3 separate regions of the Homo sapiens genome follow, and all the other regions are linked to region 1. A link is a loop called in an ENCODE intact Hi-C map of the cell type or tissue named here. Cell type or tissue: ascending aorta. All regions are shown on one strand. Each heading gives the region's core, and the rest is flanking DNA. Links, peaks and the distances in the headings are about the cores only.

Region 1 (10,074 bases), core at 1,321-9,320:
TCTGCTGATTTGTGCCGAGGGCATGGGTGAAGGCAGAGAAGGCAATTTAGAGCTACCATAGCTGTCCAGGTGAGACAAGATGGAACCTCAGGCTAGTGGGTGACAGGACGGTGAAGAAAAGTGGAAAGTGGACAGATGTCAGAAACATTCAGAAGGCAAACAGAAGTGGGTGATGGAGAGATCAGTGGCCAAAATGACTACCAGTTTTCTTGGGGGGCTACTGGATGAACAGACGTTCCATCCTCTGAGCTGGGAGCAACAGAGGAGAACCAGGGCGGGAGGAAGGAGGAGCAAGATCACAGGAGACATTGAGAAACAGACCTTTGCAAAGGGGCTGCACAGTGGCACAGTGCCACAGTGCCCAAGCCCTGGGCTCTGAAGCCAGACTCTGTGCTCCAGTCCTGACCCTCTACCTTCTAGTAGTTTGTCCTTGAGAAAGCCATTTAACCACACCGTGCTTCAGTTTCCTCATTAGCAAACTGTGGAAGGGAGGAGAGAGGTTATCCTGAAGCTTCTTGGACTGGGAGTATTTTAAATGAGTTGATGAATCTATCACAGGCACTGTACGTCCCCAGACTCTAGCTTAGTATGTGGCACATGGTAGGAACTCACTCAATTCATGTTGAATGACTGAATGAATGACGGACCTGTGAAGAGACTCCTGGAATAGGTTATAGGAGACCTGCCAGTTGGTGGAGGAAAGGATATCCCTGGCAGAGGGAGCAGCAGGTGCACAGGCAGAGATGACCGCAAGGGCATGGCACCCTCAAGGCGCTGGATCTACTGTGGCCTTGGTGGAGCACAGGGCACAGGGAGGGCTGGCAAAGATGTGGGTGAAGGGGTAGGCAGAACCCAGCTCGTGAAGGCTTTGTACATCCAAGACATTTGGACCAGACCCTAGGAGTCCAAGGGAGTCTTGAGGGACTCAGAACAAGGGATGGCAGGGCTAGGAGCCCAAGAAGGATGAATTAAAGGGGAGTGAGATGAGGAGGGCAACACTTCTAAGAAGGCAGGGTGTGAGCAGAGACCTGCAGGATCAGGGGAGTGGGGACCCAGCTGTCTACAGATGGGCTGTTACAGGAAGAGCCTGATTGCCAGAGCCTCCCATTGCCAGCCCAGCTTCTCAGACACTCCCTTAGGGGTCTACAGTTATGACAAGGGCCCTCTGCAGAGGGAGACTGGAGGCAGGGAGCTGCTTAGAAGGCAGTGCAACAATCCAGGTGGGAGATGGCTTTTTAAAAAAATATCCGATGATTATTTTTTGAGCACTTAGCAGATGCCAAGAACTTATTTATGGCCTCATGCTCAAGGATGTGGGCAATGCAGCAGGTCTAATCACCTGCCTCTCCCCTCCTTGCCACCTATCTTGGGGCATCTCTCTACTTGGGAACATTTTTCCCTGTGGGAAGTTCTAGCGGGCAAGAAGGGAGGAAAGAACTGACATCAAATCCTTGGAGACTGGTTATGTAGAAAGTAATTTCAAAGAGTCTGCAGGAATATTTGCAGATCTGGTCTGTAATCTGCAAGACTTCCTCTTCTTGGGGACAGACCTGGTTCTCACAGAACGTCTGCTGTCTTAGTCTATCTCTCCCTGTAGCAGAAGGATGTCTCGGTGGTCAAGGCTAAAGTGAGAACTTGTGAAGCTGCAGGTCACAGGCATGCTTTCTCCCCAGCCCATCACCCATCCTACTACCTCTGAGGTCAGGGACATCAGAGGACAGGATCTCTGTAAAGGAGAGAAAGACGTTTTGAGGAAGCTTGTTTCTGTGCATGTATTGGGCAGCCTGCCTCCCTGAAGCTGTTAGCCGAGAGTGAACATTAACATCTCAGGGCAGACGAAAGACTTGCACCATAACCAGGGGTGTTATGAAAAATGGACATAGGCCGGGTGCAGTGGCTCATGCCTGGAATCCCAGCACCAAGGGAGGCCAAGGCAGGTGGATCACCTAAGGTCAGGAGTTAAAGACCAGCCTGACCAACATGGTGAAACCCTGTCTCTACTAAAAATACAAAAAATTAGCTAGGCGTGGTGGCGCATGCCTGTAGTCCCAGCTACTCGGGAGGCTGAGGCAGGAGAATGGCGTGAACCCTGGAGGCGGAGCTTGCAGGGAGCCGAGATCGCGCCACTGCACTCCAGCCTGGGTGACAGAGCGAGACTCTGTCTCCCCCCACCAAAAAAAAAAAAGGACAAAATGGACATAGCTTGGGCCTTCCCTTACTCCTGAGTCAGAATCTCATGGAGGAAGCCAGGGAATCTGCATTTTGACAAGCTCCTCAGTGATCCTGATTTAGACTAAGGCAGTGCTTCTTCAACAGTGTAGAGATCACTTGTGGATCTTGAAAGTGCAACAGGTTCTATTTCACTCGGTGTGGGGTGGGGGCTGAGTTCTGCATTTCTAACAAGCTCTCAGGGGGTGCCCATGCAGCTGCTTCTCAGATCACACTCAAAGCAGCAAGACACTCAAGTGTGAAGCTCTGGTTTCCAAACTTGCTTTTTAAGAAAACAAATCCCTCCCAAAAGAAATCTTGGTCTGGGTGCAGTGGCTCACGCCTGCGCTTTGGGAGGTGGAGGAAGAAGGATTGCAGGAGTTCCAGACCAGCCTGGGCAACATAGCGAGACTCTGTCTTTACAAAAAGTAAAAACATTACCCAGATACGGTGGCATGCATCTTTAGTCCCAACTACTCGGGAGGTTGAGGTGAGAGGATCCCTTGGGTCCAGAAGTTGAAGGCTGCAGTGAGCTGAGATTTTTCCACTGCATTCAAGCTTGGGTGACAGAGTGAGACCCTGTCAAAAGAAAAAGGAAAGGAAAGGGAAAGGGAGAAGGGAGGGAGGGAAGGAGGGAAGGAGGAAGGAAGGAAGGAAGGAAGGAAGGCAGGCAGGCAGGCAGGCAGGCAGGAAGGAAGGAAGGAAATCTCACACAGAACCCCAGAACCCCAGTGTATAAAAGAGGTGATGTTAATATAAAAGTATTGCACAAATGGGTAATGATTGCTTATTATAAAACCTCTCAAAGAAAACAAGGCAGCTTTGATGAAGGCAGACGTGTGGCGTTAACGGTTCCCATTGCTATCGTACATGGACCTCAGAATCCATCATATTCAAGCCAAGTGTGTGCAGTAACGCAATGCCACAGCTTCAAGGCTTCACCAGCAGGTCGATGGAGGGGAAGCTGTCCTGGAGGGATGGAGCCCTGGGCTGTCTCCCTTTCACTATGGAGACTCAAAACTCAGGACTTAGCCTTCCTTCCCCATCCACCCCACCCCTCCCTGGGAAGTAGTCACAGCTAAATTTAGCTGGGAGCTAGGCTTTCTAGGGGAGGCGAGAGTGAGAGGGAAACTGTGAGGAACAATGCCAGGCACACTAATTAGTGGTTTGGCAGCTGGGGAGGACAGGAGGGACTGCGGTGGGCCAGGCCCTGAGGCTGCCCAGGCTCCTCTGGAGGAAGGCAGGACGTAGCCACGTCTGCAGGGCTTGGCAGAGAGGTGGAAGTGGTCCATCTGTTGGGAAGGCATGGGGCTGGCTTGGAGGGTGCTTGTAGGAAAGATCAAGCCAGTGGAGTCGAAACGTACCCGAGTGTGAATCCTGGTGCTGCCACTTGCTCACTGTGTGTCTCTAGGTAAGTTGTTTAACCTCTCTTGGCTTTGGATAAAAAAGGGACACTCAATACTTTAAGGAGGTTAAGTAGGATAATGTATGTGAAAGTCCCTGCTCCCCAGTAGATCTTGTGCCTTTGTTTTCCCTGGCTGGAGGTCAAGGTCCTTGGTGCACTGCCAAGCTTAGTCCTGCTGGTACAAACCTGTGCTCCCTTTCAAGCCTCCAGTCTATAGAGCGGAGGCCTGGAATCTCTTTGATCGCCCCACCCTTAGAGGAATGCATGGGGCCTCAGTCCACTCGCAGGCTGCCAGGGCACAGCGACTCATGTTCTGGTGGAAGGAGCAGTCACTCTCTGCTCTGAGCTGTTTCCCTTGTCCAACCCCTGAGCATCAGTTAGCACCCTGGATGGAGATGCTCCATTAATAAGTCTGACTGCCCCAACCCAGGGAGCTCCTTGAGGGCAGAGGTGGCACCTCATTCACCTTGGCACCACCCCAGTCCAGCCCAATGCCTGCCGCAGAGCTGGCAGCAGCCAGGATTACTAGAATGACAGCAGCCAGTTCCTTTCCTCTTTACATATTTATGCCCAATAATCCCTTCACCTTGAAGCTTTCCACTCAGCTCCGGCTTCTGGGGATACAAGGCTCAGGCCCTTGCAGCAACACCCTCCTACCTCTACTCTCTCAATCCATGTCTTTCTGTACCTCTCCAGCGCTGCTGAAAGCTTGCCTTCTGCAGGAAATCCTCCCTCCTTGGGTAGGCAGGGGAAGGGAAGGGAAGCTAACACGTAACATCCTTGGCATAGCAAGGAGTCCTCACATTGCCCCTAGAAGGGATGTATCCTTGCCATGCCCATTTTACAGCTGAAGAAACTGAGGCTCAGAGAAGCATGAAATCTTGTGACAGAGCGAGTAGGTAGAGCCAGGCATCCAGCCTGGGCCTGCTTGTTCTCAGTGCCCTCCCCAGAGCTGGCTGCCTTCATGCTTCCCTGCCAGGCCATGACTCAGACTGTTCCCTAATCCCAGTTCCTCTCAGAACTTCTGGCCTCTGTCTGTGCTGTATTTGCTAATAGCTTAAAGTCCTTCCAAGTCTGCTCTCCTGGCTTCAACCCCAAGCTGCCACAGTCTCTCAGACAGGGCTCCTGACTAGCTTCTCTTCTCCAAATGGGACACCTGGAGCGTAACTCAGGGCACTGGGCATGAAGGTAAACAGACCTCTGTCAGCATGGACTCCAGGGCTCCTTTCCTCCTCTGTTCTGGGACCAAGGCACGGACATGCAGCCCCTGATTGCAATGTGGCACAGTAGGTGCAAGCATCTGGAGGAGGTGAGAAAGGCAGCATCCTTCTCGTGTGTGTGTGTAAGGCTTGCAGGAGGGGCTGCAGGGTCTGCTGGCTCCAGGTTGCAGGTAGAAGATACTAGCCATGGCCGATGGCACAGCAGGGATGGGGGCTTAGCCAGGCATTGGAACCCCTCTGCCCAGAGGGGCTAAGTTCATCAAGTAGCCAATGAATGCACAGACCTTTATCCCCCAGTAGAAGACAGCCTTGAATGGTAGACTCTGGAGACACACAGGCCTGCATTCAAGTCCTTGTTCTTCCACTACCTAATTCCATAACCTTGGACAATTCCCTTATCTATAAAACAAGTAATGATACCCCCTATGCTATAGGTATGTTAAAGGATATTAGGATCAACTAACATTTACCAATCACATGGTATTACACTATTCTATGTGCTATACACATACCAGATAATTTAATCCGCATAATACCCCAGAAGGTAAATTTATTACTATCAACATTTAGCAGAGGAATATAGAGTTGAGTTGACTTGCCCAAGGTCACCCTGCTCGCAAGTGCTACTGCTAAAGTTTTAACCCAGGGAGTTGGGCATCAGAACTCAATGTCCTAACCAGTATATTAAACATTTAGTAGCACGCCAGGCAAAAGTCTGACACAGAGCAAGTATTTGTTTAGATACCTCCCAGGAGCATCTCTTCCATCTCTGCTGTCAATTATAATTCCTCTGTGGATAAATTGCAAGGCTTGACCTCCCACCCAGATCTCCTTCATGAGCTTCAGACCTTCAAGTGAAATTAAGTCCTAGACATTTCTACCAGGAGCACCTCACCCTTGCCGTGCCTCCAAACAGACTCTTCATCACTTTACCCATGCACTCACCTATTCCAGACCTGCTCTTCCTCCTGTGTCCCCTAAAATCAGTAGCACCACCATGCCCCTGTGTTCAAGTTAGAAACCTGGATCATCCAACATTCTTTCTCCCAGCCCCCACATCTCCACTGCTTTAATTCACACCTGCATCATATCTCACCCGACCTATTGCAACAGTCTCCTAGGATAAACTCTCCTTGTCTCCCATTCCTCACTCCCCCAAATCCAGTAGCTTTAGCCATTCATGGAGCTCTCCTGTCTGCAGAGCAAACACTTCATGTACCAAGTGCATTTAAGACTTTTCTTGAGCTGGCTCCTGCTGAAGCCGTAACTCAGGTCCATTCATTTGTTCATCTCTGTCTCCCCAGAGTCTAGCGCAGTGCCAAGCACACTTACTGGGCTTAATACATACCTTTTAATTAAAGAAATGAATGAAGGAGTGAAATCTGCGAAAGTCACTCCCTGCTGTCAGATGCAGCTTTGTGAGCAGTGGCTGGAGTAGCCAGGACATGGAGGAGACCCGAGTGACATGTGATGGCACATGAGCTCTGCAGAGGGCCCTTGTCACAACTGTAGACCCCTAAGGGAGTGTCTGAGAAGCTGGGCTGGGAATGGGAGGCTCTGGCAATCAGTCTGTCCCCTTAACAGCCCATCTGCAGAGAGCCAGGCCCTCACATCCCCCACCCTGCAGGTCTCTGCTCAAACGCTGTCTTCTTAGAAATGTTGCCCTCTCTGTTTCATTCTGGAATGTCCTGCCACTCTCTGTTTCCTAACCCTATTTTAGTTATCTTTCTAGGGCCAGGTCTACTATTATTATTTTGGGTTAAGTTGTTGTCTCCTGTGGCTAAGCCACGGTCTCCATGAGAGCAGGGACTTGTTCCACTTTATTCAGGACTGATGCCCAGCAATTAAAACAACACCTGACATGTCACAGAAACTCAACAAATACTTGTTGATGGAAAAAAAAAATACTAAGACAAGGAGGGGATGCTGATAGGGAATCAATCATGTTGTATCGGCATCTTATTCAAAATACGATCTGCTAATAGCCTTTTCAACCAATGATGCTAGAACAACTGAATATTCACACAGGGAAAAAATGAACCTCAACTCTCACTTCACCCCATACACAAATATTAACACAAAAGGAATCATACAACTGAGTGTATATACAAGCTAGAACTATAACACTTCCAGAAGAAAACAAGAGAAAACCTTCATGGCTTTGGGACAGGTAAAAATCTCTCTCTCTCTCCATATATATATATATATATATATATATATATATATATATATATATATATATATATATGGATGCATAAACAAATTATAGTATATTAATATATATGAATTATATAGAAATAAAACACACATATATATGTAATCTTATAACTCACTAATAAGACAAATAATTCAATTTAAAAATGGGCAGAAACTTGAATAGATGATTTCCAAATGGTCAATAAACAGGTGAAAAAATGTTTATCCTCATTAGCCATCAGGGAAATGAAAATTAAAACCACAATGAGATACCACCACATACCCATTAGAATGGTTACAATGTAAAAGAATAAAGATACCAAGTTTCAGCAAGGGCATGTCCACCATACATGGCTGATGGGAATGCAAAATGGTATAACTACTTTGGAAAACAGTTGAGCAGTATTTTATGTAAACATACACTTACCACACAACCTAGTAATTTCATTCCTAAGAATTTACCCAGAGGAAATGAAACATATAATCACACAAAGACTTATATTTCAATGTTCATTCACAGCAGGTTTACTTATAATGACCCCAAACCAATGACCCAAACTTTCACCAAAAGGATATTTGGATGGATAAAGAAATTATGGTATATTAATAAAACTGAATAGTTTTCAGCAGTAAAAAAAATGAATGAACTCCTGATACACATGACAACACATGAACTAATCTCATCACTGTTATACTGAAAAAAGTCAGACACAAGAGTATATATTGTATGATTACACTGTACGATTTTGCTATGTGAAACTCTAGGAAAGACAAATCTAATCTGACGTGACAGAAAGCAGATCAGTTACCTGCGGTCAGGGATGGGAGGAGAATGACTAAGAACCGGCACAAAGAAACTTTTGGGGGCGATGGAGATGTTTATGTCTTGATTGTGGTGGTAGCTAGATGGATGCATGAACTTGTGAAAACGCACCAAACTGTACACTCCAAAATGGTGTATTTTATTGTATATTAATTACATATCAATAAGAGTGATTTAAAAAAGACTTTGGGAGGCTGAGGCTGGCAGATCACCTGAGGTCCGGCATTCGAGACCAGCCTGGCCAACATGGCGAAACCCCATCTCTACTACAAATACAAAAAATTAGCCTGGCATGGTGGCCTGCGCCTGTAATCTCAACTACTCAGGAGGCTGAGGCAGGAGAATCACCTGAACCTGGGAGGCGGATGTTGCAGTGAGCTGAGATCGTGCCACTGCACTCCAGCCTGGACGACAAGAGTGAAATTCCATTTCAAAAAAAAATTTAGACTAGGTATCAAAAAAAGTGATAGGATGTAGTAGTAATGTAAGATATGTAGTAGTCAGAAGTCCAAAGATCTATTCATGGGCTGTGAGCTCACTCCTGGAAATGGAGTTAGAACCAATTAAACAGTTATTTAATTGGAATTAATGAGGATTCACCCCATTTAAGGTGATGAGAGTGTTGCACGAAACACATTACTCTCCCCTCACCCCACACTTTCTGCACGTGGAAAGCCCGGTTCTGATAGGCCTATCTCCTCACACTCTTTGCTGCTCTGGGGCTGTCTCTTCCACACCCTGGGGAGAGGCTATGAAGAGGAGAATCAGTCACCCCAAACTCAAGGGACTTGGGAAAAACAATGGGCTCTTCTATCAGACCTATCTTGATCCAAACTTCAGCTCTGCCAAGTCACTTGATCTCTTCGTACCTTACATTCTTAAATCTAAAAATCTAAGACATTTAAACAGTGCCAGCCTTAGGTTGAGGCCAGGGGTGAGCCTACTGAGCTCACCCAGTTACCTCCTACCCTTTCCTGTCTCCTCCAGATTAGGGTTGCCAGATAAAATATACAATCCCAGCTAAATCTGATTTTGGATAAAAATGAATAATGTTTTAGTGTAAGTAAATATTGCATGGGTCATACTTATAATAGAATATCGTATGGGACATATTTATGGTAAAATAGTGTTTGTTATTTATGTGAAAATCAAACTTAACTGGGTGTTTTGGGTTTTTTTTTTTTTCCTCTTTTTTAGAGACAGGGCCTCTGTCTGTTGCCCAGACTGGAGTACAGAGGCATAATCTTAGATCACTGCAGCCTAGAACTCCTGGGCTTAAGCGATCCTCCCAAGTAGCTAGGACTACAGGCACTCCCCACCATGTCTGGTTGATATTTTTCATTTTTTGTAGAGACAGGGTCTTGCTATGTTTTCCCAGCTGGCATGGAACTCCTGGCCTCAAGCAATCCTCCTGCCTCAGCCTCCCAAAGTGCTGGGATTACAGGCATCAGCCACCTCCCATGGCTGTGTCCTGTACTTCCAATTGGAACATCTGGCAACCTGATTCCAGGTGGCTCCTGATACACAGTCCTTGAATCTTTAGGGTTCCAGAGAACACTGAAACCTTTTAGTTTACCGCTGTACATCCTACATGAACTTGAAAGTGTGGGCTAGAAAATCTTGGAAATTCTTCCATCGAAATTGAGAAGAGAAATGGAACAGGTGGAGTAGAACCCAGCAACAGCCATAGTCATAGGTTTCCCTGCCTCAGCCAGCTTTGCAACAGGATCAAAGTCAGCTTACTCCAGGAGTGCATGCAATTAAAAAATCCCCCTGAAAGGGAGCCAAAGGAAGACACGGTCTTGCTGTTCTGCAGAGGAATACTGGATCTGGTGAAACACCACGGGGAGTCAGAAAACAGCTCTAGGCAGAGGGACCTTGGGCAAGTCATTTAAGCTATCTGTCTCTGACTCAATAAAATAGGCCTCAAAACAAACTTAAAATACAAATTACAGAGTAGGAAAAGACAGCCATAACATATATAATGGACAACACAGTGATACCAAGAATATATTAAGTGGTCCAAGTCAATAAAAAAAAAGCAAATACCCAACAGAAAAAAAATGGGCAGGAGATATGAACAGGTAATCCACTTGAAAAAAAAATCACAAACACAAATGGAGGATAAGTATATGAAAAGAGGCACCGTGTTGCTAATCAGGAAAATGCAAATCAAAACAATGAGATAGCATTATTTGACAATCAGATTGGCAGAAATGAAA
Region 2 (10,074 bases), core at 1,783-9,782, 95 kb before region 1:
GACTCCCATTTGTTTAGAGCTACTTTGTGCTGAGTGCCATCACTAGTTTGTTCTCACTCAGCCTTCAGCATGACTGAAGAAGAATTAGCTGCACATTTTACAGAGGGGGACACTGAGACTCAGAGGTTTTTTTTTTTAAATTTATTTAAATACGACCATTTTTCAGTGGAGGAATCAGAATTCAAACCCATCTCTTTGACTCCAAAGTCCGTTCTCTTTCTTCTATGACATATTTTATAATCCTTAATTTTAAAAGGTCTGTTTCCTCGGACATTCACATACTGTGGCAGTGTAAAATGATCAAATGCTTTTAGAAAACAATTTGGCAATAAGAATCAAGTATCTTAAAAAATATTCATTCTGGGAATTGCTCCTAAAGAAATAATCATAAATTCAGAAAAAAAAAAGCTTTGCACACAAAAATGTTCCTTGCAGCAATATTTATAACATAAACAACGAGGAACAGCCTAAATGTTCACAGAAAGAGGAATGGTTAAGTAAGCTGTGATATATCCACTTAATGAATATTTTGAGGTCAAGGGTTTATAATAACAGAGAAAATGCTAATGTTATAAGTGCAGAATAATCAGGATACAAAATTGTACTTAGCCTCATCAAGCGATGGTGTTACAGAACCACTGGGTTTCCATTTAGAGAACTTTCCTCTCCAACCTCTATCAGCTCCTTCCAAATCACTCCAGAGTTTTTAAAAAATAACACTACTTAATAAGAAAAACACATAATTTCTTAATGTTATATAATGGGAGAAAAAACTCTAGAACTAATTTTGCTGTTTTTATTGATCTGTAATATAGAATTTAGTAAAAGCTATGCTTGCCTTTAAGTCCCTCTTATTCAGAAATTCTAGAGCTGCCAAACCTATCACTCCTCTTTAATATAATAATTCTGGAGGCAGTAGTCATATAAGAAGCCAAAAAAAAAGCATCCATGTGGGAAAGAAGAAATAAAATTACATTACTTGCAGCTAATATGATTGTCTAATCTAGAAAATCTAAAATAATCAACTTTAAAACTATTAGGGCTGATGAGAGAGTTCAGTAAGATGGCTGGTTACAGAAGAAATGTACAGAAATCAATAGCTTTCTTATTTACCAGCAATAAGCAACTAGAAAAAAAATGCAGTGACAAATGGCCCTATTCACTATAACAATAAAAACTATAAAAGGACCTAGGAAAAAAACCTAACAAGAAATTCACTAGACTTATGTGATGAAAACTATAAAATTTTATTCAAGATCATTAAAAAAGGCCTGGAAAATAAGAGGCATACCATCGTCCAGGATAGGAATATTTACTGTAAAAATTTTAATTCTCTCCAAATCAATCTACAAATTCAGTGAAATTTCAACGAAAGTCACAGTGAAATTTCTTTGGGGGAAATCTGAAAAATTTACTCTAAAATTCATCTGGAAAAGTAAACGCACAACAATTGTCAACAAATATTTTCAAAGTAATAATAATGAAGGAGGTCTTTTCTGGGTAGAAAACAAAAATTATTACAAAGCTATGGCAAAATTCAAATGATACAATTATGACACAGAAATAGATTAACAGAGAAATAAAATAGAAGAAAAAGTCCAGTTGTAGAACCATGAATAGAGCTGAACTCAGTTTATGATGAAAGGACTATTTCAAATCAGAAAGGACAGGTTTGGAGTTAATTCATTATTCATTTATAACTAAAATAAAGCTAGATCTATAGCTCAAACCTCGTACAAAAATATAATTCACACAGATTAAATAGCTAAATGTAAAATATAAAAATTCTGAGAGTTCCAGAATAAATAGAGAAGACTATTTCTATAATTTCCAAGCAGGAAGGTATTCCTAACCAAGACACAAAACTGAGAAGTTTTATGTGATCAAATCAGGAGATCAACTGATTTTTGTTGTTGTTGTTGTTGTTGTTGTTGTTGAGATGGAGTCTCCCTCTGTCGCCCAGGCTGGAGTGCAGTGGCGCAATATCGGCTCACTGCAAGCTCCGCCTCCCAGGTACATGCCATTCTCCTGCCTCAGCCTCCCTAGTAGCTGGGACTATAGGCGCCCGCCACCACGCCCGGCTAATTTTGTTTTGTATTTTTAGTAGAGACGGAGTTTCACCATGTTAGCCAGGACAGTCTCCATCTCCTGACCTTGTGATCCGCCCACCTTAGCCTCCCAAAGTGCTGGGATTACAGGCGTGAGCCACTGCGCCCGGCCAAGATCAACTGATTTCAACACACACACACAAAATAAAACTTATGCTGTGAGAGACAACAAAGTAAGGCTAAAAGACATGCTACTGATTGATAAAACCTTTTTACAACATATATTGATTTTAATACATGTTAAAAATATACAAAGAGCTCCTATAAATGAATAGGAAAAACAAACATGACCTGATAGAAAAATGGGTAGAGAATATGAACAGGCAATCCAGAAAATAAAAGTGACCATGGACATATGAAGAGATTACTAACTACACTAATAATTGGAGGAATGTTTTTCACCCACTGAGATGGATAAAAACAAAACTTTAATTTGGAAAAGAGTTAGGGAAATAGCCACTGTTATACATGGTTGATGGAAACATGAAATTGGCACAGTCTTTCTGGAGTACACTTTAGCAGAGTCTAAATTTAAAAATAATGTATACTTTGACCCAGAAATTCTATTTTAAAGAAAGCTATCCTATTAATGCTCCAATGTGCACTGAGGTATATTCATGATGATGTTAACTATAACATTATTTGAAATAGTGAAAAATGCAATTATTAGGGAAATTGTTAAAAAAAATGAGGCTGACATATATATATATACTGACATTGAAACATATTTAACGTAGACATTTAAGAGAATAAAAGCAAGCTGTAGAATAATATGTTTATGTTTCACCTCCTATCCTGTGTGTGTGTGTGTGTGTGTGTGTGTGTGTGCATGCGCCAGCGTGTGTGTGTGTAATGCCTAGGCTAATAGACCAACTTAATAATGCTTAGGGAAGACAGTGGAATTAGGGTAGGGATTTAACACATAGACGACTTTAACGTTTTATTCTGTACTCTCAGGTATGCTTTGAATTTTTCACAAAGAGTATAAATTACTCATAATAAAAAGTGGGTATATACTTAAACACATACACACACACTCACACAATACTCTATGAACACAGCTCTTTAAAAACAAAGCCATACCTATAAAAAAAAGAGAAAGAAATGAATCAAAATGTTCATGCATAGAGTTTCTTTATTCAGTTTTTCTCAATTTTCTAAATTTTCTTTAATGACCATGCTTTATGTTTACAATGGAAATAAAAAATATAATACTCGTCTGCTTTTGTGGGGATCTAAATATATATAAAAGAATATACATATTCTTTTTCTTTCTTTTTTTTTTTTTTTTGAGATGGAGTCTGGCTCTGTCACCCAGGCTGGAGTGCAGTGGAGCGATCGTTGCTCACTGCAAGCTCCGCCTCCCGGGTGCACACCATTCTCCTGCCTCAGCCTCCCAAGTAGCTGGGAGTAAAGGCGTCTGCCACCACGCCTGGCTAATTTTTTGTATTTTTAGTAGAGACGGGGTTTCACCATGTTAGCCAGGATGGTCTCGATCTCCTGACCTTGTGATCTGCCTGCCTTGGCCTCCCAAAGTGCTGGGATTACAGGCATGAGACACCGTGCCCTGCCTATTCTTTTAAAATTAAATTTTTTTTTGTGGGCTCTTTTTTTCAGCCCGCATCGCCAAGTCAATCCTAAGCCAAAAGAACAAAGCTGGAGGCATCATGCTACCTGACTTCAAACTATACTACAAGGCTACAGTAACCAAAACAGCATGGTACTGGTACCAAAACAGAGATATAGATCAATGGAACAGAACAGAGCCCTCAGAAATAACGCTGCATATCTACAACTATCTGATTTTTGACAAACCTGAGAAAAACAAGCAATGGGGAAAGGATTCCCTATTTAATAAATGGTACTGGGAAAACTGGCTAGCCATATGCAGAAAGCTGAAACTGGATCCCTTCCTTACACCTTATACAAAAATTAATTCAAGATGGATTAAAGACTTAAATAAACGTTAGACCTAAAACCATAAAAACCCTAGAAGAAAACCTAGGCATTATCATTCAGGACATAGGCATGGGCAAAGACTTCATGTCTAAAACACCAAAAGCAATGGCAACAAAAGCCAGAATTGACAAATGGGATCTAATTAAACTAAAGAGCTTCTGCACAGCAAAAGAAACTACCATCAGAGTGAACAGCAACCTAAAAAACGGGAGAAAATTTTTGCAACCTACTCATCTGACAAAGGGCTAATATCCAGAATCTACAATGAACTCAAACAAATTTACAAGAAAAAAAAAACAACCCCATCAAAAAGTGGGCGAAGGACATGAACAGACATTTCTCAAAAGAAGACATTTATGCAGCCAAAAAACACATGAAAAAATGCTCACCATCACTGGCCATCAGAGAAATGCAAATCAAAACCACAATGAGATACCATCTCACACCAGTTAGAATGGCAATCATTAAAAAGTCAGGAAACAACAGGTGCTGGAGAGGATGTGGAGAAATAGGAACACTTTTACACTGTTGGTGGGACTGTAAACTAGTTCAACCACTGTGGAAGTCAGTGTGGCGATTCCTCAGGGATCTAGAACTAGAAATACCATTTGACCCAGCCATCTCATTACTGGGTATATACCCAAAGGATTAAAAATCATGCTGCTATAAAGACACATGCACACGTATGTTTATTGCGGCATTATTCACAATAGCAAAGACTTGGAACCAACCCAAGTGTCCAACAATGATAGAGTGGATTAAGAAAATGTGGCACATATACACCATGGAATACTATGCAGCCATAAAAAATGAAGAGTTCATGTCCTTTGTAGGGACATGGATGAAATTGGAAATCATCATTCCCAGTAAACTATCGCAAGGACAAAAAACCAAACACTGCATGTTCTCACTCATAGGTGGAAATTGAACACTGAGAACACATGGACACAGGAAGGGGAACATCACACTCTGGGGACTGTTGTGGGGTGGGGGGAGGGGGGAGGGATAGCATTAGGAGATATACCTAATGCTAAATGACGAGTTAATGGGTGCAGCACACTAGCATGGCGCATGTATACATATGTAACTAACCTGCACATTGTGCACATGTACCCTAAAACTTAAAGTAAAATAATAATAATAATAATAATAAAAAGAAAACCCTAAAGACACCATCAAAAAAAAAATGGAAATTTATTTTTTGTCACAAATATGTATATTTGTGACAACTATAGTATATACACTAGTGAGTTTTTCAATAAAATATAATTTGCATTTAAAGTCATTTAGCTTTTGGCAAACTGGAGGACACCATGTCAGACATATTTAATTTCATATGGGGGGATATTTTAAATTGAAAATAAAAATAGGATTAAAAATTTTAATCTTAAAAAAAATTATTGATTTATTTTTCATTTCAATAGTTTTTGGGTGTACAGGTGGTTTTTGGTTACATGGACATGTTCTTTAGTGGTGATTTCTGAGATTTTAGTCCACCCATCACCTGAGCAGTGTATACTGTACCCAATATGTAGTCTTTTACCCCTCAACCCCCTCTCAATCTTCTCCTCCAAGTCCCCAAAGTCCATTATATCACTCTTATGCCTTTGCACCCTCATAGCTTAGCTCCCACTTATAAGTGAGAACATACGGCATTTGGTTTTCCACTCCTGAGCTACTCCTCTTAGAATAATGGCCTCCAGCTCCATCCAAGTTGCTGCAAAAGACACTATTTCATTCCTTTTTATGGCTGAGTAGTATTCCATGGGGTACATATACCACGTTTTCTTTATCCACTCATTGGTTGATGGGCACTTAGGTTGGTTTCTTATTTTTGCAATTGCAAATTGTGCTACTAATACTCTCTATTCTTTTAAAGTTCTGCTTACTTTTTGCTGTAAGCAAATTCAGTAAAATAATTTCTCTTTCCCTCTGAGTCTGGTTGGGTGACTTTGAAGCAGAAAGTGAGGCTGGGCATCCCTGGGCCCTCAGCACCAACTTGAGTGCATTCGTAGGAGGTGAATGACCAAATGCAGACAGGCTCAAGAGCAAACAGGTCTGGTGAAAGGGTTCATGTTATCCTATCAAAAATGATTAATGGGATTTCCTAGCATAATAGTATCTGTATAATAAATTGATGATGCTTGATTATGACTGTGAATGGATCATCATGCTTTGCATCCATCCAATTCCCACATCACTAGAAACATCTGGGTCACAGCTCTGCCTGGTACAATCTGAATGGAAGAGGAGGGGAAAGAAATTAAAACAGAAAGGGAGCTAAAATTACTTATAAGAAAGGAGGGGGAGTGGCTATCATTGAGTACTTGCTCTGTGCTACTTACCTCGTAAGCACAATTTTTGGCACTATTCTATCTATTTTGCAGCTAGGAGCACTGAAAGATTAGTCACTTGCCTAAGATTGCCCAGTGGAACTTGGTTTATCTGAGTCCAGATCCTGGCCTCTTCCCATGGGCCTTCCAGGCAGAGGATAGGAGAGGGGAAAGGATGGGGAAGTGAAGCACAAAGCAGCTTTCACCTACATAGAGAAGAATGTATCTGAACTCTGAGCCCTTTTCTTCCTCCCCAGGCTGAGCTCTGAAACTTCTCCTGGCAGTTCAAGAGAGCGATGGAGGGAATGCTGGGGCACATCTAAATAAAGCCTCCAAGTGGGAGTTCCTGCTCAGCTATGCATGAGCTCTTTGTGACTTCATCTCCCAGCCTACAACTTGTGAAATAAGCACGACTTCACTCAGAGCACAGCCAGAAACATACAAACTTTCCAAAAATATTTGAATGTTGACAGCAGACTGTCTTGCATTCCAGTGAATAATTGGTTTGTATGAGTGTGTGTGTGACCTAAATCCACAGAACTTACCATTCTGTGGCTATACAAAGTAAGTTTCATAGCCCTGATTTTCCAAATCTCAATGGTTAATTGCCAAGCTAGCAGGCAGCCATGCCTTTTTCCAGGATGCTGGGGTGGCTGATACTGGACTTTGAGGCAGTCCTCTTGCTCACTGGCTGCAGCCTGCTAGAAGGGCAGGAGATCAAACATATCCCGATGTGGGGTCTACAGCTGTTGTCTGACAGTGGTGACAGGGACAGGGGGATTACTGTTAATGGGGCCACCTGGATAATGGATTCTTCTTTTTTTCTGTGCCTGCTTGCTAGGACCACTGCCTACACCACAGGTTTCTGTGGATTCACTCAAATTTCAGTGGCTCCCCAAGGCTGAAGGGAAGGTGGTCCTTCCAAGGGTCACTTTTAGTGAGCTGGGTCTCACTCCAGAGCTGCCTAGGCCCCCAGTGTTACAGCTCTGTCAGTAACACTGCCTTTTGATACACGTACACCTGTAGCAGGTGGTGCCAGTGTCCTTCCTGTAATACTCGATCTTTCAGAGTGGGCCAGCTGACTGCAAGCTCCCAGTGTCTGCATCCCTGTGCTCGAAGGCTTTTTTCCCCCAATGCTAGGCCACTTTGCCCATGTGCACAGCAGGCTGGAAGGGCTAGGGAGTTAATAACCCCTCAGGAGCAGCCCTCATTCAATGACTTTCAGGAATTGGTGTATAAATACCTCAGCTCCCTCATTCCTTGGGTGGGATAATTCTAAGATCTGGGTTCTGCAGACCTGGGTTTCCTAGAGTGTCCCTGTGGGATTATGGCCCAGACCCCCATTGTGGTAGCTGGTATGACCACCCTTTATTAGCTACAGTCTCTTCCCTGTATTATGTCCCTCTTATCTGCTAGTGTCACCTGTGCTTCCTAATAGAACACTTGTGCTTGAACCCTTGTCTCAGGCCTGCTTTTGGGGAACCCAAACTTGGAAAATACCCTGGTTCCAGAGGGGCAAGAACTCCAGCATCAGACACATAATATGCCTAGGAGCAGCCCTCTTCTGGGACCTCTGTCTTGTTGGGGCATCCGGGTCACTGACTGGGTCCCCATCTCCTGCAGGGCAAGTCTCCTCTCAGGTATCCTGTCTTCCACAGGGTCCCAAATCCTTTTCCCCCAAGATGCCCCAGGTACTTCTGTGGAGAAGAGGTGCTGCTTTGCTCCTGTCAACCACATCCAACCCCAACATCTTTGAGCTTCCACTTCCACATCAGAAAAATTGAAGTAATTCTTGCCCACCTCAGTCAGTGGCCATGAGGATGAATATCAATAATCGCTACATTATTGAGTGTTACCTACATGTTGTATGTTAGATTCTCTGCTTAATGCTAATTTGAAATTGACAACAGCCCTAAGAAATATAAATTATTATTCCTGATAGCATTGTTTTAAAGCTAAAGAAACCGAGGCTCAGAGAGGTTAAATAGCTTCCCCAAATCCCGGAGCAGAGCTTTGAATCCACATCTGACCTTAGAGCCCTCTAGGCAAACAGCTTCTCATGATACAGGCACAGAGCACCTGGTGGGAATGCCTGCAGGGTGTATGGGTTTGTGGGTCAGGGGTGAAAGAGGCAGGGATTGGCCCTACATGGGGGTACTGGGAAATGGTCTGAGTCCAAGGAGGTGTGGGCCAAAATTGGTAGTAGAGCGGATGGGGATGTATGGTGGATGAAGTGACAGAGGTTTGGGAGGCTGGACCTTATATTGAGGGAATCATGGGTAAGACAAAAGGTTAGCAGCAGCAGGGCCACCCCACGGGTGGTGGCTGGGGAAGCGCGGCTTGAGGCATTCATGCAGAGCTTGAGCCCGCCCTCTGGAGAGGCAGGGGGACTTGGTGCAGGGATATGGCTTAAGTGGCCTTGGCAGAAAGGTGGCAGGCTACACTGGCCGCCCTCCAGAAAGGCTGAGAGGGGGATGCCGCATCTCATCCGGGTCCCTAGGCATGGGATGCAGGCTGTTCCCAGCCCCCATGAGTTTGTGGGGTTGTGAATATTAAACAACTTTGCAGCCAGGTCTTTCTGGGTTATGGGATGAGGGGTCTGAAGCCGCAGTGCTCAGGCATCCCAGGGCCTGGTCCTGAGCAACCAACTCCCCTCTCAACTGTAGCACCTGCTGGCACCTTGACCCAGTCCCTGATGAGATACCGTCATCTCCTCCAAGACGGAAGCAGTGGCATCTCCCCACGCTTCCCAGAACCCCAGAGTCTGGGAGGCTTGCAGGTCCCTAAATCCAAGCTGAGTTTTCTTTTGTTAAGTCACAGGATAAAGCACTTTACATATTAATCAGGTTAGGAATATGAGAGCACATATCAGGGGACTGAAATATGTAGATTTTGATGATGAATTCATGCTCATCAGAAAACCAATGAATCATCCTAACTTCATTATCAGGAATTATTTGATGGGGGAATTGGCAGAGGGGGTAGGAGGGTAAGGAGGGGAGTAGCGAGGGGGAGAGGATTTCTTGGTTCTCAGCACAGACTGTGTTCTCTTCCATCAGCACATTTTTGCAGTAGGACCATTTGTTTCTGTGACATGGGTCTTACACATGGCCACATACTGGAGGCCTCGGTGAAGCTTGAGGACATCACCTGGTGAGGTCACACCAAGATTCAGGGCAAACCAGGTAGAGAGATATAAATAACCCCACAAGTACAACTATTTTTACCATTGTTTTAAGATTACCCCAGCAGTCCCTCCTGTGACACTAACTCCCTGGGTGACTTTGGCAAGTCACATGCCACCCACCTGTGCCTCAGTTTCTTCATCTGGCGAAGGAGAATGATGGCTGTGGAGCAACAGGGCTTTCAGGACTGGAACCAAGAAGAGGGGTTGAACTCCCAACTTCCAGGCTCCCTATGAGCTAGGCACACTTTGAAGTGTGAGGATCTGGCTGAGAAGGAGCAAACATGGGCAGACACTCTACTGACTGGGAGGAGGCATCTGCCATTTTAAATAGGTGATTGGGGAAGGCCTCACTGTGCATATGATCTTAAAGGTGGCACCTGAAATAGGGGAGGGAGTCAGATGTGTGGATATCTCAGGGGGAGAGGATTCCAAGCAGAGGGGAAAGCACGTGCAAAGGCCCTGAGGTGGGAAGAGCACGCGTGGCATC
Region 3 (10,074 bases), core at 288-8,287, 84 kb before region 1:
AAGAGGGACTGAGGGCATTGAGGGGGAAGCTTAGGAGGGCACTGTTGAGCCAGGGCTGAAGGAAGCTTGGCAACTGTGAAGGAAACCGCTGGTGGAAAGATGGAGGCCACGTCAGCGTCCAGGATGTCATTCCCAGCTCAGAGTGAGGCCTGAAGGACACTTGCCCTCATGTGAAAAATGTCACTTGATGGAGCTTGACAGATTCCAATAATTGTGAGAGCCAAACAGACAGCAAACAGAAGTCAGGAAGCAGGCCTGCCTGTGACTCTTCCTGGTCGGTGCAAAGGCTGGGCTGTCATTGCCCGGAGACCTCTGTGGCATCCATAAAGACAACACTAAATGAAAAGGGTTATCTGGACAACTCAGGCCACAGACCAGCAACGAGAAGGACGTGACGGATGTGGCTAAATGACACGGGCCATTTATCTGCATTGACAGGGCTCTCTTGAAAGGGGAACGCTGATGGCAGTCTGTCCCACGCTCACCAGGGCTGGCATCTAGGGAGCTGGCAGGATGTGGGAGCCAAGGCCTCGATGAGCCTGGCTATCTGTGAAGCCAGCCCACATCAACCAACCACAGCCCAAGGCCCAAAAGCAGCCCCAGGGGGAAGAAGCTGAAGCCAATGGCATAGGCCCAGGGCCATCTCTCCAGGATACCCAAGGTCTCTTTCCAACCTCCAAAATCCAGAGGGGCAGAAAGAGCAGAGGTTGGGAGGCAAAGGGCCCTGGCTTCAGGCTGCAACTTCCTAGCTCTGTGACCTTGGGTAAATGACCTCACTGAGTCTCGGGTTCTCAGAGTTGCTTAAAGGCACAAAGGAAAAATCAGTGTAGACTCCTGGCATGTCGTTGGTACCCTACACATAGTAATTGTATTTTCTTCCTTAAAACCCTCTCAGTTCCAGAAAAATCACCTTAGGAGGCAGATCCCACTGGAAGGGAATCTGTGGGGTTGGATTTATATGTGAAAAATTAGGAGGTCTCTGTACACCAATCTGCATGTTCCCAGCAGGTTACAGTGAGGGTGGTGAGGACCCATCACCTGCCTTATAAAACTAGGGCAACTGAAGTTCAGAAAGCTAAGTGACTTGCTGTGAGAGAAGAGTAAAAGCCATTATTGTTCAACCCCGACTTTCCCCATGTGCCCTTCAGGGTACTGCCAAATGGCCCTGGGACCTCAGGGCTGCCTGGCCCAAGGAGACATGACAACCTCTTGCTGTGGCCTCTGCCTCGGTCAGCCTGAAGCTGCCTCCCTGACTTATCAACTGCAGAGGCCAAGACCCACAGGACCTTAAACCTCTGAAAGAAGCTGTGTGTAGCTGTCTGCACGGAGCATATGCTGGGAGGCTCTGGGAGCAGGGTGAGAGGGGCAGGGGAGGAGGGGAGGAAAGCCCTTCCAGGTGCTGTAACCATGAAAGGGCAGAAGAAGGACACAAGCTGGATTTACAAGCTGGGAATCTGGGGCTGTTCAAAGTCTTCTGTGCCCAATTATTTCTTATAACTGTATGAAAGGCCTTGAGAGGGTCAGAAAGTTAACTGAGGTCACACGATTAGTTGGTAGCAGAATTGGTATTTGAACCCAACATTGAGTCCAAATGCTATCTATGCTCCATGGTGCCCTCCTTGGTGTCAGGAAAGAAAATGAATTAGATCCCAGAGGAGCAGAAGAGAAAGAGGGGTAGATCAGGATTTAGAGTCCAGATGATGGGGATCCAATTTCTGGCTCGGACACTTACTAGCTATATTACATCAGGTTTCTTAATCTCTTTATGATAATATTATTATTTTACAAGAGTTTTGTGGCTGGGCGCAATGGCTCACGCCTGTAATCCCAACACTTTGGGAGGCCATGGTAGGTGGATCACCTGAGGTTAGGAGTTCAAGACCAGCCTGGCCAACATGGTGAAACCTTGTCTCTACTAAAAATACAAATAAATTAGCCAGGTGTGGTGGCAGGCACTTGTAATCCCAGCTACTGGGGAGGCTAAGGTGAGGAGAATTGCTTGAACCCGGGAGGCAGAGGTTGCAGTGAGCTGAGATCATGCCATTGCACTCCAGCCTGGGCAACAAGGGCAAAACTCCATCTCAAAAAAAAAAAAAAGAGTTTTGTAAACATTAAATGAGACCATGCATATAAAAACCTTAGTACAGTGCCTGAAACATGGTAGCTCTCAAAGTGATTATACTGTTGAAGGTATATTAAGGCAGGAGGAAGGCAGATAGAGACTCAAAGAGGACAGATTGCATCAAAGCCTACTTTAAGGGTGAGAAATGATCCTGGAGTGGCTGGCCTAGGATCTGCAGAGGGAACAAAATGGGAAAACCCAGCTGGGGAGAACCACGTGTAGGTGAGGAGGAAGCTAAGTCTCTGAGGCTCAGTTTCTTTATCTGCAAGATGGGTATGCCAATACCTAACTCAAACTTGGGGGTGAAGACCCAATGGGGCAAGATGGCATTCCACACATGTGATGGCCTCAATTCAATCATAGAGGCAAACAATGAATATTTGCCTGTTTATTTATCTTGACATTGGTCCTGTTGCCAAAGGGCTCTGACACCAGGCGAGGTGAGCCAAGTGCCATATGCTTTTCCCTTTGATGCTGGTGAGATGCGGTTGGCTGTGAGAAGGTGCTGAGACTCTAAGATCTCAGAGGCTATATTTATTCAACAAATTGTCAGAAAATCTTTACACCTGTCTGTGCCAGGACTCTACTGAGCCCTGAGGATTCAGAGATGATGGGCCAAGTCCATGCTCTGAAAGAGTTCATGTTGGGAGGAGGACTCTGTATTCTAGAAAAGTTTGGCTTGTGCCAGTGCGTCGTAGGAGCCTGGGGTTGCCCAGTGTGGGTGGGGCTGAGGGAGGGCACAGGTCCCAATGCATCTAAAGGTTTCAGGAGGGAGACCCTTGCACAGGCTTATACCAGGTAGACAAGGAGGTGAGACTAGACTTCAAGGCTAAACTTTAGCAGCTCCTTGAAAGGTTGAGACTTCCTAGTTCAGCATTGTAATCACAAAGCTTATCACAGAAACTGGCACAGAGTAGGCAAGGAAAAATATTTGTGAAATAAATAAATAAAGTTTACTAGGAGTCAATGTGCTTCATTTTATGGAATAGATGTGCTTGCCCAAACTCACGCATAAGCCATAACCAAACCTATACGTCAAACATAACTGGGGAGAAATTCAATAATGAATCAATTCATAAAAAGACAAATCATTTCATAATGGGCAGAATCTACTTCCTTTATATTATCACTCTGGAAAGTATTCTATTTAGGCCCAGGGTAACTCTTAAACTTAAATCTATTTCAGAACACCCAGGAAAATGGTTAAAAATACTGAATTAGTTGAGTTCTATTCTCAGGAATCCATGATTTTACAGAGGTGGGGCTCAGGAATCTGCATTCTTCCAAAGAGCATTCAAGCAAGTCTTCTGAAGCAGGGAGTTGGTCAGTGCAACCCAGTTTGAGAAACACAGGATAAGTCCTAGAGGGCATTTTTTAAAGGAAACACAGGGTATTTTTTTTAAAAGTTGGGGGTGTAACTGAGATGGATCAGAAACTGCAGGGCTCCTGGAAACCGCCCCATCTGGCTGCCTCTTCTTCCCTTACCCTGCCTGACACAACATAGAGAGATGTCCCTCTATTTCCAGAAAGACAATCAACTCCTGAAAAGCCCATTTTCTACTTCACTCTTTGATGTCCTTCATAATCTCTTTCCCAAAAGCCTCTCATGCTCTATCACATCATGTTTCTCCTCTTTGGTGCACACGAATCCACAGTGAGCTGTAAAAATCACCGATGCCTGGGTCCCTCCCTGGGCATGCTGACTTATTTGGTCTGGGGAATCACCTTGTCACCCTGCTGGTTCTAATCAGGATCCGAGTTGCATGGACTGCACTAAACCCTTTATCCCTGCACCTTTTTTTCTGGCCCGGAGATTAATGTCCACAAACCCCTCAGCTTTCGCTAAGTATCCCCCTCAGCCATATCTCCAGTGACCAGAAGAGGTATCTAGAGAAGAAAGATAAAGCCACATGCAGGACTGGCTCTGGAGGCTGGAGGCTACAGATAAGGCTTAAGAGGGGTCCCTGGCGGTCCCCAAGTTCACTCCTGAGAGTGGGAAGCCTGTTCATCACCCTCTGATTGCCTTTCCTCCTGTCTCTCTGGGTTTTGTAGGCCAGAGACATAGAGCACTATATGGACTCCTGGTGGGACAGGTTGCTGGCAAATTGATTTCACCCCAACCCCAGGGTGGGCAAGCAGACAGTACCCATCAAATCTCTCACCTCCTTCCTGCCAGACACAGGGCACTGCAGCTCAGAGGAAGTGAGTGAATAGCTGAAACTGACGTGGCTGCAGAAATTGACATCAAGTGCCAGACAGGCATTTGCTTAGCAAATTGGCTAATTTTAACCTCTGCCTCACAGACCAAAACTCTCTGGAAGGAAAGAAACAAAAAGAAAGTGATATTTAACACATTTCTATTTCTGTGCTACACAGTCTCTCTCTGAGGTTGCAAGTTTGAGCCTAATTGATTTCTTAGTCAAAAGAAAAAAAAGCCAAAAAGGAAAAAACAAACAACTGAGAGAGATCTCACATTGCAATCAAACCTCTCCAGTTCTGTTGTCGACTGCTGAGCTTTTTTTTTTTTTTAAAGACTGGCCAAGTGACTTGCATAATTTAAGATCCTTTCTAGCACTGATCAGCCCGCTCTGGCCAAGCAGTTTGCTGATTAATTATTAATCAGACTGAGTTTAGGATGAGTAATCAGCAAGAGTCAGTGCTAATTTGCAAATGTCCCCCAGGAAGGTTATTACTTAAAATACTTGGTGGAGAGGCTCCATGTTAACCTTTGCAATTAGCCACAGGACATTGTAACTGGCAAGGCAGAAGCAGATCTCTCCTCCAAACAAACCAACCTTGGATACCTACTAAGTGCCAAGATGCACATTAGGGGCTTGTCACGGTTCTGCTGGCAATGGCAGGGGAGGGGAAGGGCACAGAAGAAAAAGAAATACGTAAGTAAGCAAGAAAATATCAGGTATTGATGAATGTTTAAAATAAAACAAGATCCTCTGATAGACAGCAAGGGTTACTTTAGGCTGCATGGACGGGAAAGTCTTTTCTAAAGATAGGAAATTTACATTGAACTCTATATTTCAAAAAAACAGTGGTTTTTGTTTTTTGTTTTTTTAACTTGGAAGGAAGATTTGAAGACTGTGAAGGAGGAGGATCCTAAGCCCTGGGAACAGCTAGTGCAGAAGCCCGAGCAGGGAACCTGCTTAGCCCACCCTAGGGACAGGATGAAGAGCACAGAGAATGGGTGTGAGTGAGGGATAGGAGGGAAGTCAGACAGGTAGGCAGTGGCTGGACAATGTAGGGTCTTGTAGGATTTTATTCTAAATGTGATAGTAAGCCATTGGGAGGCTTTAAACAGGGGAGACATGATTTGATTAATAAACCCAAGTCACTCTAGGTGCCATCTGCAGAATGGATTACAGAGGGGTAGAAGCAGGGAGACAAGGCCCCCGAGCAGCCCAAAGGTGCTGGCGGAACCAAATGGGCAGAAGCAGCTTCCTCTTAGGAAAACAGATGTGGGAGGTCGTGGAGAAGGCTAAGAGAACAGATTATGAGTGGGGAGGGGATGAGAAGTCCAAACTGGATGGAAACAACCCAAATGTCCATCAACAGATCAATGGATAAACAAAATGTGGTTTAGACATACAAGGGAATATTATTCAGCCTTAAAAAGAAATGACGGCCCATCTCCTTGTCGCTACTGTTCCATTTTCTGCCTATGAATCTGACTATTCTGGGTATTCTTCTTTAATGGGCATGGAGTTCCATTTGGGAAGGCAAAAAAGGTACTAGAGATAGATAGTGGTGTTATCCACCACTAAATAGCCAATGTGCTTAATGCTACTAAGTTGTACACCTAAAAATGGAATGATAGGTTTTTTTGTTTGTTTTGTTTTGTTTTGTTTTTTGAGATGGAGTCTTGCTCTGCCGCCCAGGCTGGAGTGCAGTGGCACGATCTCACTGCAAGCTCCACCTCCTGGGTTCATGCCATTCTCCTGAGTAGCTAGGACTACAGTCGCCCACCACCATACCCAGCTAATATTTTGTATTTTTAATAGACATGGGGTTTCACCGTGTTAGCCAGGATGGTCTCAATCTCCTGACCTCATCATCTGCCCGCCTCGGCCTCCCAAAGTGCTGGGATTACAGGCATGAGCCACCGTGTCCAGCCGATAGGTTTTATGTTATATATATTTTTCCGTTTTTTTTTTTAAGAGACAGGGTCTCCCTATGTTGCTCAAGCTGGTCTTGAACTCCTGAGCTCAAGCAGTCCTCCCACCTCAGTCTCCTAAGTAGCTGAAACTAGAGGCACATGCCACTGTGCCCAGCGATATGTTCATTTTAAGATTCCTGTTAATATGCATGAAGCCCAGAAGACCCTTGAGGACTGAAAATTTAAATCAAGAGCCACTGGCATCTAGATGATATTGAAAGCCCATGTGTGATTTGTTGGGGCTAGCTGGGAAAGAGAATAAAAGAGAGGAGAGTCCCAGGACCCTCTGGGTAGTCCAAGCATAAAGGCTGGACAGAGAGTGGACGTTGGAAGAAACAGCAAAACAGACTAAGAAGGAATGGCCATAGGGTAACCAGCTACATGGTTTCATAGGAGCCAAGAGAAGGAAATAGTTCAAGAAGGACTGGTGATCAGTGTCATGTGTTGCCAAGAGGCTGAGTCAGATGAAGATGGAGAAACGACACTGGAATGGGCAACCTGGAGGTTGCTGTCAATTTTAGCAAGGTCAGTTTTAGTGACAAAGCAGGGCAGAAACTGAGAAAGAACTGTCTCAGCAATTGGCAGTGGCTGAGCCATTCCGTGGTAGCTGAGTGGGATGGAGTAATAGGGGTTTGATGGGTGCTGTTTTTATTTTGATTTTAGGTGGCAGATATTGGAACATGCCTTTATGGTGTTAGAAGTGCTCAATAGAGAGAACAATTGTGGAATGCAAGGAAAAGGAGATACATATAGTAGGGAAATTTTGGAGGAAGATGAGCTCTGGAGTACAGGAGAGGGCTGGCCTTTGACAGGAACCACGGCATCTTGTCTACAGAAGCATGAGGTGTGGCAGAGAACTCGGCTCACCAAGCATCTCATCTGCTCATCCCCGTTTCCTGGCTCCCTTGCAGCAAAGCTGGACTGTGTGACTGTTTGTGGCCAATGAAATATGAGTTGGAAATTATGTATAGCATATCTGAGCTAGAGTGGTGGAAAGCCATGCTGGATTCTCCACTCATTTTCCCTGTCATGGTATTAAAGAAGGCCACATATTTCAGATGGTGTGGTTAGAATATGGTGCAACCCCCTCGAGCCTGGGTACCCACATGTGTGATGATGTGGATCAGAGCCACTCCCACTGGTCCATCACAAATCTGTAACATGAGCAAGAAGGAAATCTTTGTGGTGTTATACCACTGAGTTTTAGGGTTAATAAAATTTAAAAAAGGAAGTGGCAAGATGTGAGCCTGGGGTGGTTACTTAGGCAAGGGTTAGATCCAGATGGGCCTTGTGTGCCCTATCAAGGGATTGAATTTTAATCTGTAGACAACAGAAGATGATTGAAAGCTTTTGCCTGGGGCTTAGCATGTCAGATCTGCATTTTAATTAAGCCATTCTCGTAGCAGTGAGGAGGATGAATTGGACAGTGCCAAGATGCTGGGAGATCAGTAAGGAGGCTATTACATCCCTCAAAGAAGAAAAGATGATGGGCTGAATTCAGGCAGTGGTAGAAAGGATGGAAAGGTACAGTATATTGGGAGAACTTAGCAATTAATTGAATGTGGCTGGTGAGAGAGAGGGATTAAATAGGGATATTCCCAGATTTCTGGATAACTAGGTGGGGAATGGTACCATAAACTAGGAAAGGACACAGACTGATGATTTTATGGGTCAATTATGAGCAAAATTGAGACAAGTTAAGTTGGAGATATTGGTGGTCCATCAAAGTGGAGATGTCCATCAGGTAGCTGGCTCTACAGTTTGACTGGCTCAGTGGGTAGGCTGGGCTAGGGAGCCATATTTGGGAGGAAATAGGTAGTACCTGAAATCTTGAGAGCAGGTAAGACTACCCTGGGAGATGTGTGGAGTGAGCAGAGCAGTACAGCAAGAAGGAATGGACATCAAAGGAGACACGGAAGGAATGGCCAGAGAGATCCAAGAAGAATCAGAAAGAGTGGCATGGAGGCAAGCAGAAAGCAGAGCCCCCAGAGGAGAAAATGACTGACAGTGTAAAGTAATGCAGAAATGTCCAGAAGGTGAGACCTGAAAAACGCCTTCTGGCATTGGTAATTGGAAGTGGTAGTCTTTGGAATGGGGTAGGGGTGGGGTTGGTTATTTGATGATTATCTTTTTTTTTTTTTTTTTTTTTGAGACGGAGTCTGGCTCTGTCGCCCAGGCTGGAGTGCAGTGGCGTGAACTCGGCTCACTGCAAACTCTGCCTCCTGGCTTTGCGCCATTCTCCTGCCTCAGCCTCCCGAGTAGCTGGGACCACAGGCGTCTGCCACCACGCCCAGCTAATTTTTTTTTTTTTTTGTATTTTTAGTAGAGACGGGGTTTCACCCTGTTAGCCAGGATGGTCTCGATCTCCTGACCTCGTGATCCGCCCACCTCGGCCTCCCAAGGTGCTGGGATTACAGGTGAGAGCCACCACACCCGGCCCTTTGATCATCATCTTAATGTGAGTGATTTCAGGAGGAGGCTGGAGGGTTGAAGAGTGGGAGTGAAGTAGGTAAGGAATGAATGGGGAGAGAAGACTTGAGGGTAGCCAGTGTAGACCACTCTTCAAGAAGCTTGGGTGAGAAATTCCCAGGGATGCTAGAGATCTACCTCGTCCATGAAGCCACCTCATTTTGTTCAAAGAAACTCTGCCTTCTCCCTCCCCAAATGACCCAAACTGTTGAGATCCACCATATGTGAATTTGAACTGTTGAGTTTCACCATATGTGAAATGGTGATTTTGCCATTTCATCGGACTGTCATTGCTAGTTTTTTGTGTGAATCCTGCCTCTCTGGTGAGTCTGTGGATGTCACCCATCAGCCACTGGATAAAGAGAAACTAGGATGAAAAGAAGTACAGACTGGGCTGGGCGTGGTGGCTCACCTGAGGTCAGGAGTTTGAGACCAACCTGACCAATATGGTGAAACACCATCTCTCCTAAAAATACAAAAATTAGCTGGGCATGGTGGCATGTGCCTGTAGTCCTAGCTATTCGGGAGGCCGAGACAAGAGAATCACTTGAACCTGGGAGGTGGAGGCTGCAGTGAGCGAGATTGTGACATTGCACTCCAGCCTGGCTGACAGAGCAAGACTCCATCTCAAAAAAAAAAAAAAAAAAAAAAGAAAAGTAAAAAAGAAAAAAGTACAGACTAAGGGATAGAACTGAAGACTTAAGTCAGTCTTGGGAACCTGGGAAGTGGTTGCAGTAGCAGGAGAGACGCAAACCAACGTGAAACAACATGTAGGTTAAGCTGAGAGTGAGTGGAACAAACATTCATGGCCAAACATGAAAACAGAGACCAGGAGGGGGCCTTGAACATTCAGAATGAAGCAACATCATTCCAGAAGACAGGTCTTGCCAGAACAAGGGGCTCTGGAGGACCCAGAACAACTCCTTCCATCTGTCTTAGCGGCACCATCAGGCATCTGGCAGCTCCTCAAGAGAGGTCGAGGACAGCATTTTGTTCTCTGGTGCCCTTCACAGTCCTGGCACAGGCCGCCTCGCAGATGAGGCACTTAGTACAAACCTGTTGCATGCAGTCAGACCCATGGGGGGCAGGCCAGCTGCCCGACCTCAGCTTCCCATGCACAGAACTTTGCCAAGTCACAAGCTTTAGCAGAGCCGCTGTGCCCACTGCGACAACACCAGTTCACTTCCTGCTCCTCCCAGCTGTGACTTTTGTTCTCTTTTTGAGAGCAAGTTCTCACTAGTGGAAGCAAGGAAGTCACATTGATACTCCATGTAGAGTGCTGGAGCCCTGGCCTTCACTCCTCCGGACACATTTG

What was found. Hi-C counts contacts between places; a loop is a spot of excess contacts. Peaks named below come from ENCODE experiments on the same cell type or tissue, not always from the same donor. Only the 100,000 strongest peaks of a DNase experiment are listed, where the experiment ranks them.
Region 2: it touches region 1 in a loop (4-fold over the local background); 5 of 110 quality-filtered maps call a loop at or near these places.
Region 3: a loop joins it to region 1, with 4 times the contacts of the local background. A loop is called at or near these places in 5 of 110 quality-filtered maps.

The regions. Positions count from the first base shown.
Region 1 is chr1:33,981,989-33,992,062 of GRCh38, forward strand. The region is part of intron 3 of CSMD2 (CUB and Sushi multiple domains 2); the gene reads right to left. Among named protein-coding and RNA genes, the nearest start is that of CSMD2-AS1, 120 kb to the left of the region's middle. In ascending aorta, for the core only: no CTCF peak of the experiment used is centred there; DNase peaks (open chromatin) are centred at 3,343, 3,873 and 4,593; H3K4me3 peaks cover 314 bases; H3K27ac peaks cover 2,874 bases.
Region 2 is chr1:33,886,850-33,896,923 of GRCh38, forward strand. All of the region lies in intron 5 of CSMD2 (CUB and Sushi multiple domains 2), which reads right to left. Among named protein-coding and RNA genes, the nearest start is that of CSMD2-AS1, 23 kb to the left of the region's middle. In ascending aorta, for the core only: no CTCF peak of the experiment used is centred there; a DNase peak (open chromatin) is centred at 6,702; H3K27ac peaks cover 3,598 bases.
Region 3 is chr1:33,898,698-33,908,771 of GRCh38, forward strand. The region is part of intron 5 of CSMD2 (CUB and Sushi multiple domains 2); the gene reads right to left. Among named protein-coding and RNA genes, the nearest start is that of CSMD2-AS1, 35 kb to the left of the region's middle. In ascending aorta, for the core only: no CTCF peak of the experiment used is centred there; a DNase peak (open chromatin) is centred at 4,338; H3K4me3 peaks cover 304 bases; H3K27ac peaks cover 2,322 bases.